2 separate regions of the Homo sapiens genome follow, and region 1 is linked to region 2. Evidence: read pairs that join two places in POLR2A ChIA-PET (ENCODE). Cell type or tissue: CD4-positive, alpha-beta T cell. All regions are shown on one strand. Region 1 has its middle 16 kb from the start of FBXO47. Region 2 holds the start of RPL23 (ribosomal protein L23).

The links. ChIA-PET counts read pairs that join two places held together with the same protein. Peaks named below come from ENCODE experiments on the same cell type or tissue, not always from the same donor. Only the 100,000 strongest peaks of a DNase experiment are listed, where the experiment ranks them.
Region 1: POLR2A ChIA-PET joins it to region 2 with 12 read pairs; 15 of 35 experiments call an interaction of 5 or more read pairs at or near these places.

What each region holds. Positions count from the first base shown.
Region 1 is chr17:38,981,299-38,985,298 of GRCh38, reverse strand. No RefSeq gene overlaps it. Among named protein-coding and RNA genes, the nearest start is that of FBXO47, 16 kb to the right of the region's middle. In CD4-positive, alpha-beta T cell, CTCF peaks have their summits at 1,768 and 1,969 (motif pointing left); a DNase peak (open chromatin) is centred at 1,978.
Region 2 is chr17:38,851,638-38,855,637 of GRCh38, reverse strand. It overlaps RPL23 (ribosomal protein L23), which reads left to right and starts at 1,917. Exons shown (of 5, transcript NM_000978.4): 1 at 1,917-1,940; 2 at 2,533-2,616; 3 at 2,906-3,034. The coding sequence starts at 1,928. It overlaps SNORA21B (small nucleolar RNA, H/ACA box 21B), which reads left to right and starts at 3,980; the gene lies at 3,980-4,000. It overlaps SNORA21 (small nucleolar RNA, H/ACA box 21), which reads left to right and starts at 2,643; the gene lies at 2,643-2,775. It also overlaps the pseudogene RPS20P35. RefSeq lists enhancers at 1,664-1,773, 1,497-2,280, 1,771-2,970, 2,281-3,064. In CD4-positive, alpha-beta T cell, no CTCF peak of the experiment used is centred here; DNase peaks (open chromatin) are centred at 1,267, 1,827, 2,157, 2,477 and 1 weaker place; H3K4me3 peaks cover 2,948 bases; H3K27ac peaks cover 2,773 bases.

The DNA of each region.
Region 1 (4,000 bases), 130 kb before region 2:
ACCTGAACCTGGGAGGCAGAAGTTGCAGTGAGCTGAGATCATATCACTGTACTCCAGCCTGGGTGATGGAACAAGACTCCGTCTCAAAAAATAAATAAATAAAATAAATAAAATACAGCCACATAAGTAGCCTGTCATGTTTGATAATAAAAACATTTTTCTAGGATAAAGTACCAAGTATCTCTACTATTACATCAGAAAGTATGTACAGCTTATTATAATGGGAGTCCAGAGAGCTGCTTAGCTGAGCCCCCATTGTCACAAAGGGTCATCAAATTCAAACTTTGACGTCATCTCCAAATGAGAGCACAACAGTCTCAAAAATGAGCAAGAATGAAGATATCCCTACAACTTTATGTTGTTGCTTTGAAAAAAAAAAAAAAGAAGAAATGAAGATATTCATTATACAGCCTTAAGCATATGTCCCAATACCAGCCCACACACTTTCTTTAGTGCCCTGTGAATTAATATTTCATATGTCCTATTATTACCTTATGACTGGCACAGTTATATTGCAATGTATTCCTTGGTTTGGAATTCTAACTTATTAAACATAAATTTTTTTAATGTAACACAAATTTTATAACACTGCTTTGGTGTTTCTTCGTTTTGTAATATGAGCTTTTAAAATTTTGGGTTGGTTGTCTTTGACTTTGTAATGAAAAAAAATTGACAGATTGACAGAGCACGGTGGCTCACACCTATAATCCCAACACTTTGGGAGGCTAGGGTGGGCAGATGACCTGAGGACAGGAGTTCAAGACCAGCTTGGCCAATATAGTAAAACCCTGTCTCTACTAAAAAATACAAAAAATTAGCCAGGTGTGGTGGCAGGTGCCTGTAATCCCAGCTACTCAGGAGGCTGAGGCAGGAGAATTGCTTGAACCTGGGAGGCAGAGGTTGCAGTGAGCCAAGATTATACCACTGAACTCCAGCCTGGGTAACAGAGGGAGACTCAGTCTCAAAAAAAAAAAAAAAAAAAAAGGTGGAGAGAGGGGAAGTTCTGGAAATATCCCAAAGCTTTTTCTATCATAACTTAATATTATATTTTTATGTCTAATTAAATTTGCAGCCAGGTACAGTGGCTCACATCTGTAATCCGAGCACTTTGGGAGGCTGAGGCAGGAGGATTGCTTGAGCCTATAAGATTGAGGCTGCAGTGAGCCATGATTTGTGCCACTGTACTCCAGCCTGAGTGACAGAGCAAGACCCTGTCTCCAAAAATAAAAATAATTTTGCTTACACTGAGCATAATATGCATAGTGAAATCTGCATAGTGTGACATATTTCAAGGAATTTATTTATTTATTTATTTATGACAGGGTCTTGCTATATTTCCCAGGTTTTAATTTGCAGTGTATTCACAGGCACAATTATGTGCACTATAGCCTAGAACTCCTGGGCTCAAGCCATCCTCCTTTTTCAGCCTCCTGAGTTGCTGGGTCTAGACTACAGGTGCATGCCATTGCTCCCAGCTCTCAAGGAATTTATTTCTTTTCTTTTTTTTTTGAGACAGAGCGTTGCTCTTCCACCCAGGCTGGAGTGCAATGGCTGATCTTGGCTCACTGCAACCTCCGCCTCCTAGGTTCAAGTGATTCTCCTGCCTCAGCCTCTTGAGTAGCTAGGATTACAGGCGTGCGCCACCACGCCTGGCTAATTCTTGTGTTTTTAGTAGAGATGGGGTTTCACCATGTTAGCCAGGCTGGTCTCAAACTCCTAAACTCAGGTGATCTGCCCACCCGGGCCTCCCGAAGTGCTGGGATTACAGGCGTGTGCCACCATGCTCGGCCTCAGGGAATTTATTTCAATGAAGAATTTTGCCTAAGAAACTCAGGTAATCTCTTTGGAACTCAGCTTTCTCATCTGTAAAATGAGAGTGTTCTGTGTCAGCTAAAGTGCTTTCCAGTTTTCTGCCTTTAGGATATCCCCCCGCTTCATTTGAAAAATCATATTGTCGTATACAGCTTTCTGCTGCCACCTTCTGGGAGAATTGCAGCACACATTTCTCCTTGAAAATGAGCTCTTCAGTAACAGTAATGAGCTCTTCGATACTGTGGCTTGTTTACTTAGTAATTTCAGTCAACTAATAAGAATTATAGTTTTCTGGGTTTTCCAAGTTTCAGTGTTTTTGATTTTTAAAAAATTCCACATGAGTCAAGCCTGAACTTTGACCATCTGGAAATTAATTTTTTAGCAGTTTTTCCCACATGGGAGTATTTTTCATACTTGTCTAGTGCTTTGCAGTGACTGACTTGCCAATTCTATTCACACAGAATTTGCTTCAATAAGTGTCTTTGGTGATGCACTCATGAGGTCTGATAAGAAGTATTTAATAGAACATAAGAAGTATTTAATAGGACAGAAAAAATATTTTATTTAAATTATCCTTTTTTTTTTTTTTTTTTTTTTTTTTGAGTAGGAGTTTTGCTCTATTTCCCAGGCTGGAGTGCAGTGGCACGATCTTGGCTCACTGCAACCTCCGCCTCCCGGGTTCAAGTGATTTTCCTGCCTCAGCCCTCCGGAGTAGCTGGGACTACAGGCGCCCACCACCACACCCAGCTAATTTTTGTTTTATTTTGTTTTGTTTTTGTTTTTTGAGATGGAGTCTCGCTCTGGTCACCTAGGCTGGAGTGCTGTGGCGCGATCTCAGCTCACTGCAGCCTCTGCCTTCGGAGTTCAAGCGATTCTTCTGCCTCAGCCTCCCGAGTAGCTGGGATTACAGGCACGTGCCACCACACCCAGCTAATTTTTGTATTTTTAGTAGAGACTGGGTTTCACCATGATGACCAGGCTGGTCTCAAACTTCTGACTTCAAGTGATCCACCTGCCTCGGCCTCCCAAAGTGCTGGGATTACAGGCGTGCGCCAATGCACCCAGCCGTTCTATAGGTTTTGACAAATGTATAATGACATGTATCATAGAGTTCCTTTATAGTATCATACGGAGCATTTTCACTGCCCTAAAAATCCTCTATCTCCCCCTAACCAATCCCTGGCAATCATTGATCTTTTCACTGTCTCCACAGTTTTGCCTTTTCCAGAATGTCACGTAGTTGGAGTCATACAGTATGTAGCCTTTTCGGATTGGCTTCTTTCACTTAGTAACATGCATTTAAGTTTCCTCCATGTCTTTTCATAGCTTGATAACTCATTTTTTTTTAGCACTGAATAATATTCCATTGTCTGAATGCACCACAGTTTATTTGTCCATTCACTTCCTGAAGGACATCTTGGTTGCTTCCAAGTTTTGGCAATTATGAATAGAACTGCTATAAACATCTGTATGCAGGTTTTTGTGTAGATAAGTTTTCAACTGATTTGGGTAAATACTAAGTAGTATGACTTCTGGGTCATATGGTAAGAGTATATTTAGTTTTGTAAGAAACTGACAAACTAAGCTGGGGATGGTGGCATTTCCTGTAGTCCCAGCTACTTGGAAGGCTGAAGTGGGAGGATCACTTGAGCCCAGGAGTTCCAGGCTGCAGTGAGCTATACTCGCACCACTGCACTCCAGCCTGGTCAACAGAGCAAAATGCTGTCTCAAAAAAAAAAAATGAGCTCAGGAGTTCAAGAGTTCGAGAGCAGCCTGGGAAACATGGCCAAATCTCATCTCTACAAAAAATTTTTCAAAAAAGAAAAGAAAGAAAAAACAAACTACCTAACTGTCTTCCAGAGTGTCTGTACCATTTTGCATTCCCACCAGCAATGAATGAGGGTTCCTGTTGCTCCACATCCTTCAGCATTTAGTGTTGTCAGTGTATCACATTGTAGTTTAAATTTGCAGGCAGGCGCCATGGCTCACACCTGTAATCCCAGCTGTCTGGGAGGCTGAGGCAGATGGATCACTTGAGGTCAGAAGTTTGAGACCAGCCTGGTCAACATGGTGAAACCCCATCTCTACTAAAAATACAAAAATTAGCCGAGCGTGATGGTGGCGGTCGCCTATAATCCCAGCTACTCAGAAGGCTGAGGCAGGAGAATTGCTTGAACCCAGGAGGCAG
Region 2 (4,000 bases):
TCCTGGCTCAATACTGATGGAAGTAATCTGCTTAACAATCTCAGAAGGACTGTGCAAGTCAATGAGTCACTTGTGGATTCTCATCTGGAAATGATCCCATGTCTTAGAACCTTCACCACAAAGTTTTTCTTGAAGTGATTCTCAAAGTCTTGGCAGGCATTCGAACTGGTCCTTTCACTTTGAGATTATTTTCCTTTGCTCCTCTGATCAAGTCAGCACACACCTTCTCCAGGGATTTTACGATGCGGCTCGTTAGAGTGACTCGAATTCGTGAATTGCCACCTCCGCCTCCCTGGGTGTTTTTCCGGTATCCTTAAAAGCCATGGCTGCTGCGCGGCTTCCTGAGCGACTGGTTCCTCGGCGAGGGCGAACAGCGGTGAGTCAGTAGCAGGAGCGTGCGGATCAGCGATCCGCAACACCTACGACCGCGTCTTCCTCAAAGAGCTATTTATCTATATACATTTTTGAGACGGAGTCTAGCTCTGTCGCCCAGGCTGGAGTGCAGTAGCGCGATCTCGGCTCACTGCCGCCTCTGCCTTCTGGGTTCAAGCGATTCTCCTGCCTCAGCCTCCGGAGTAGCTGGGATTACAGGCGCCCGCCACCACGCCCAGCTAATTTTTGTATTTTTAGTAGAGACGGAGTTTCCCTGTGTTGGCCAGGCTAGTCTCGATCTCCTGACCTCGTGATCCACCCGCCTCGGCCTCCCAAAGTGCTGGGATTACAAGCGTGAGCCACAAGGCCCGGCCACTATTTATATTTTACACTTGATCTTGGCCAAAAGGCCGAGAAGCGATACTATTTATATTTTTATAATACATATCCCCATCTAACATACTACATACTGCAATTACTTATTATATCTTTTGTTTAGTGTCTAATATCCTCCTCCACCTGCACCCCAGCAGAATGTAAGCTCCATAAGGAAAAGAATGTTGATCTATTTTGTTCTCTGATGTAATCCGCTGTACGCCCTGGACAGAACCTGCTGTAAAGTAGGAGCTCAATAAGTATGTGAATTAATGTATCGTGGGAAGGAAAGAACCCAGAGAATAAGGGGCGGCTGAAGCTGTGAAAGGAGCAATTAGGCCTGGCGCGGGGGCTCACGCCTGTAATCCCAGCACTTTGAGGGACCAAGGCGGGCAGATCACTTGAGATCAGAAGTTCGAGACCAGCCTGGCCAATAACATGGCGAAACCCCGTCTCTACTAAAAATACAAAAATTAGCCCAGCGTTGTGGCGGGCGCCTGTGGTCTCAGGTACTCTGAGGCTGAGACAGAGAATTGCTTGAACCCGGAAGACGGAGGTTGCAGTGAGCTGAGATCTCGCCACTATACTCCAGCCTGGGCGACAGAGTGAGACTCGGTCTCAAAAAAAGAAAAAAAGAGTGTGTGTTGGGGGGGACGGGTCAATAAATAGAGCAATACTGTATATGTAAAATACAGAATGGTATGATACCAAGAACACATAGATGGAATGATCTGCAGCACTTCTCAACTGTATTACATTCAACGAAACCGTTTAGAGCTTGTTCTCCCTCCCTCCCCCACTTTCTTTGTTCCTTGGGGAACCCCCACACGGCACAAACCGTGTTTTAATTCCTATTCTCTAGTGTGCAGATAAGTGCCTGGCACTATTAAGTGGTCAAAAGAGGTCGTGAGCAAGTTAACAAATCACTGTTTCCATGTCCCTAACTACTCTTAAGCTCGTAGAGAAGATACTTCCTATCTCTTGCGCTTCTACCTCAACTCCCACTTCGCAGAGAGGGCTAAAAGCGACGTCGTAAACTTATTACGTAATAAGGCAGCGCCCAGAGGCGGAAGAGGCCGGTTTTTGCTCCGGCCACGTGAGGAGGGTGGGCGGGGCGTTAAAGTTCATATCCCAGTGTCCTTTGAATCGACTTCCTTTTTTCTTTTTTCCGGCGTTCAAGATGTCGAAGCGAGGTGAGGTTTTGTTTCTGGAGGATCCTCCACCATCTGTCGTGCAGTGGCTGGCGGATTCGTCAGGAGCGGTGGCCCTAGGCAGCTGGGGCGCTTTGCTCTCCTTCAGGCCGGAGAGAGAGAGCCAGGCCACCGCGAGAGCACTGCCAGGGCCCTCGAAAGTGGCAGTGGGGTGCTGGAGAGTTGAGATGGCAGGATCCCGACGTGAATGTAGTCTGGATACCGCGAGATCGCTCCGCGAATAGGGCTATCGTAATGGGGTTGAAGTTAGACTGGATTAGGCCCTGGTTTGCGCGACCTCTGCGGTTTTATGCCTTGCAGGAGTAATTGCGTTTTGCGAAAGTTAGAGCAAGGGTTGAGTCGTCTAGGTTTCTTAATTTCGATGTCAGAGTGTTAATAGTAAGAAATAGGCTACTTTCCGTGAGAATCGGGTGGCACATGGGGACGGCATAAGTAAAATCCGAGCGAGCTAATCTATAGCGTACAGTCTATCAAAGCATGTGCGGTGAATTACAGCTTGAGTATGAGGGGGAACTCCGAACCATGTCTAGATTGTGATCTCTTTATCCTGTTTCCCTTCCCTTTATATCCACAGGACGTGGTGGGTCCTCTGGTGCGAAATTCCGGATTTCCTTGGGTCTTCCGGTAGGAGCTGTAATCAATTGTGCTGACAACACAGGTGAGGTCTTTGCACGTTGCTATACTCCCCCTTTTAAAAGCACTCAATGGGCCTGTGGCTAATGACCTATTGAGCCGTCAAGAAAGGGGAGAGTGAAAACATCGCTTTTGGGTGAAGTGGCAACATGTGTTGTTTGCTTCAATCGGTGGTGTGACAAGGCGTTCTTGCGGACTAACTGCTTGGGCAGTGAGTGGAGGGAGGGGCTTTGGAAGTGTTTGGGAAATGTTATACTGATGGAACGGCCTGATGGCCCTCAACATTTTTTATTTTTATTTACATTCTTTTGTAGGAGCCAAAAACCTGTATATCATCTCCGTGAAGGGGATCAAGGGACGGCTGAACAGACTTCCCGCTGCTGGTGTGGGTGACATGGTGATGGCCACAGTCAAGAAAGGCAAACCAGAGCTCAGAAAAAAGGGTGAGTAAACACTGAGCCCACCTTAATACTGATGAGTAGTGGGGGGACGCTTTCCTTTATTGGAAAATGGATCAGTTTTCAAGGCCTCAAGTTTGTTTTCCATTGAGAGGCAGTGTGAGATAAGTATCTTAAGTTTTTGCTCATATTGTGTTGGAGGGGGGACCATCATCTTGTCACTTCCATACCTTAGTTGTTTTTTTGTTGTTGTTTTTGTTTTGTTTTGTTTTGTTTTTTGAGATGGAGTCTCTCTCTGTCGCCCAGCCCATACTGGAGTGCAATGGCACGATCTTGGCTCACTGCAACCTCCGCCTCCTGGGCTCTCAAAAAAAAATATATTACAAAACGAAAACAAGCTGCCCGTTGCTTATTTTATTATTTGTTTTTGAGATGGAGTCTCACTTGTTGCCCAGGCTGGAGTGCAGTGGCACATATCTGTTCACTGCAACCTCCACCTCCCGGGCTCAAGAGATTGTCCTGCCTCAGCCTCCCGAGTAGCTGGGATCATAGGTGTGCACCACCACACCCGGCTAATTGCTCATTACTTAATCTCAGGCTCCCCACTCAAAATTTTTCCTGTCAGGTGTATGATTTAAAGGGGGAGGCCTCAAAATACTTGCAGCTTGTGTCCTGTCTGGCTTTAGAACTTCTGGTGTTTGGTGCATTTTAACTTCAGCGCTTGCACTTTTTTCCTGTGCCTGCCTAATCTGTCTCTACCCTGGGATGTCTTGCTCTTCTAAAGAGTTCCTGGCCATCCCTTGATTTACAAATGTGATGTTGATTTGTCAGCCCTGTATTACAGTTACTCCTATTCCTGTATCCACCCCACGATGCTGTCCAGTAGATTTTTAGCCTTTGGGTTAGAAATTGTTTTTTGTTCACCATTAATATCCATTTGAGGGCTGGGTAGCACTGTGATTGTGATTCAGCAATTGCATGGGCTTTTTCCTCTTCTCAGAACACTTCCTG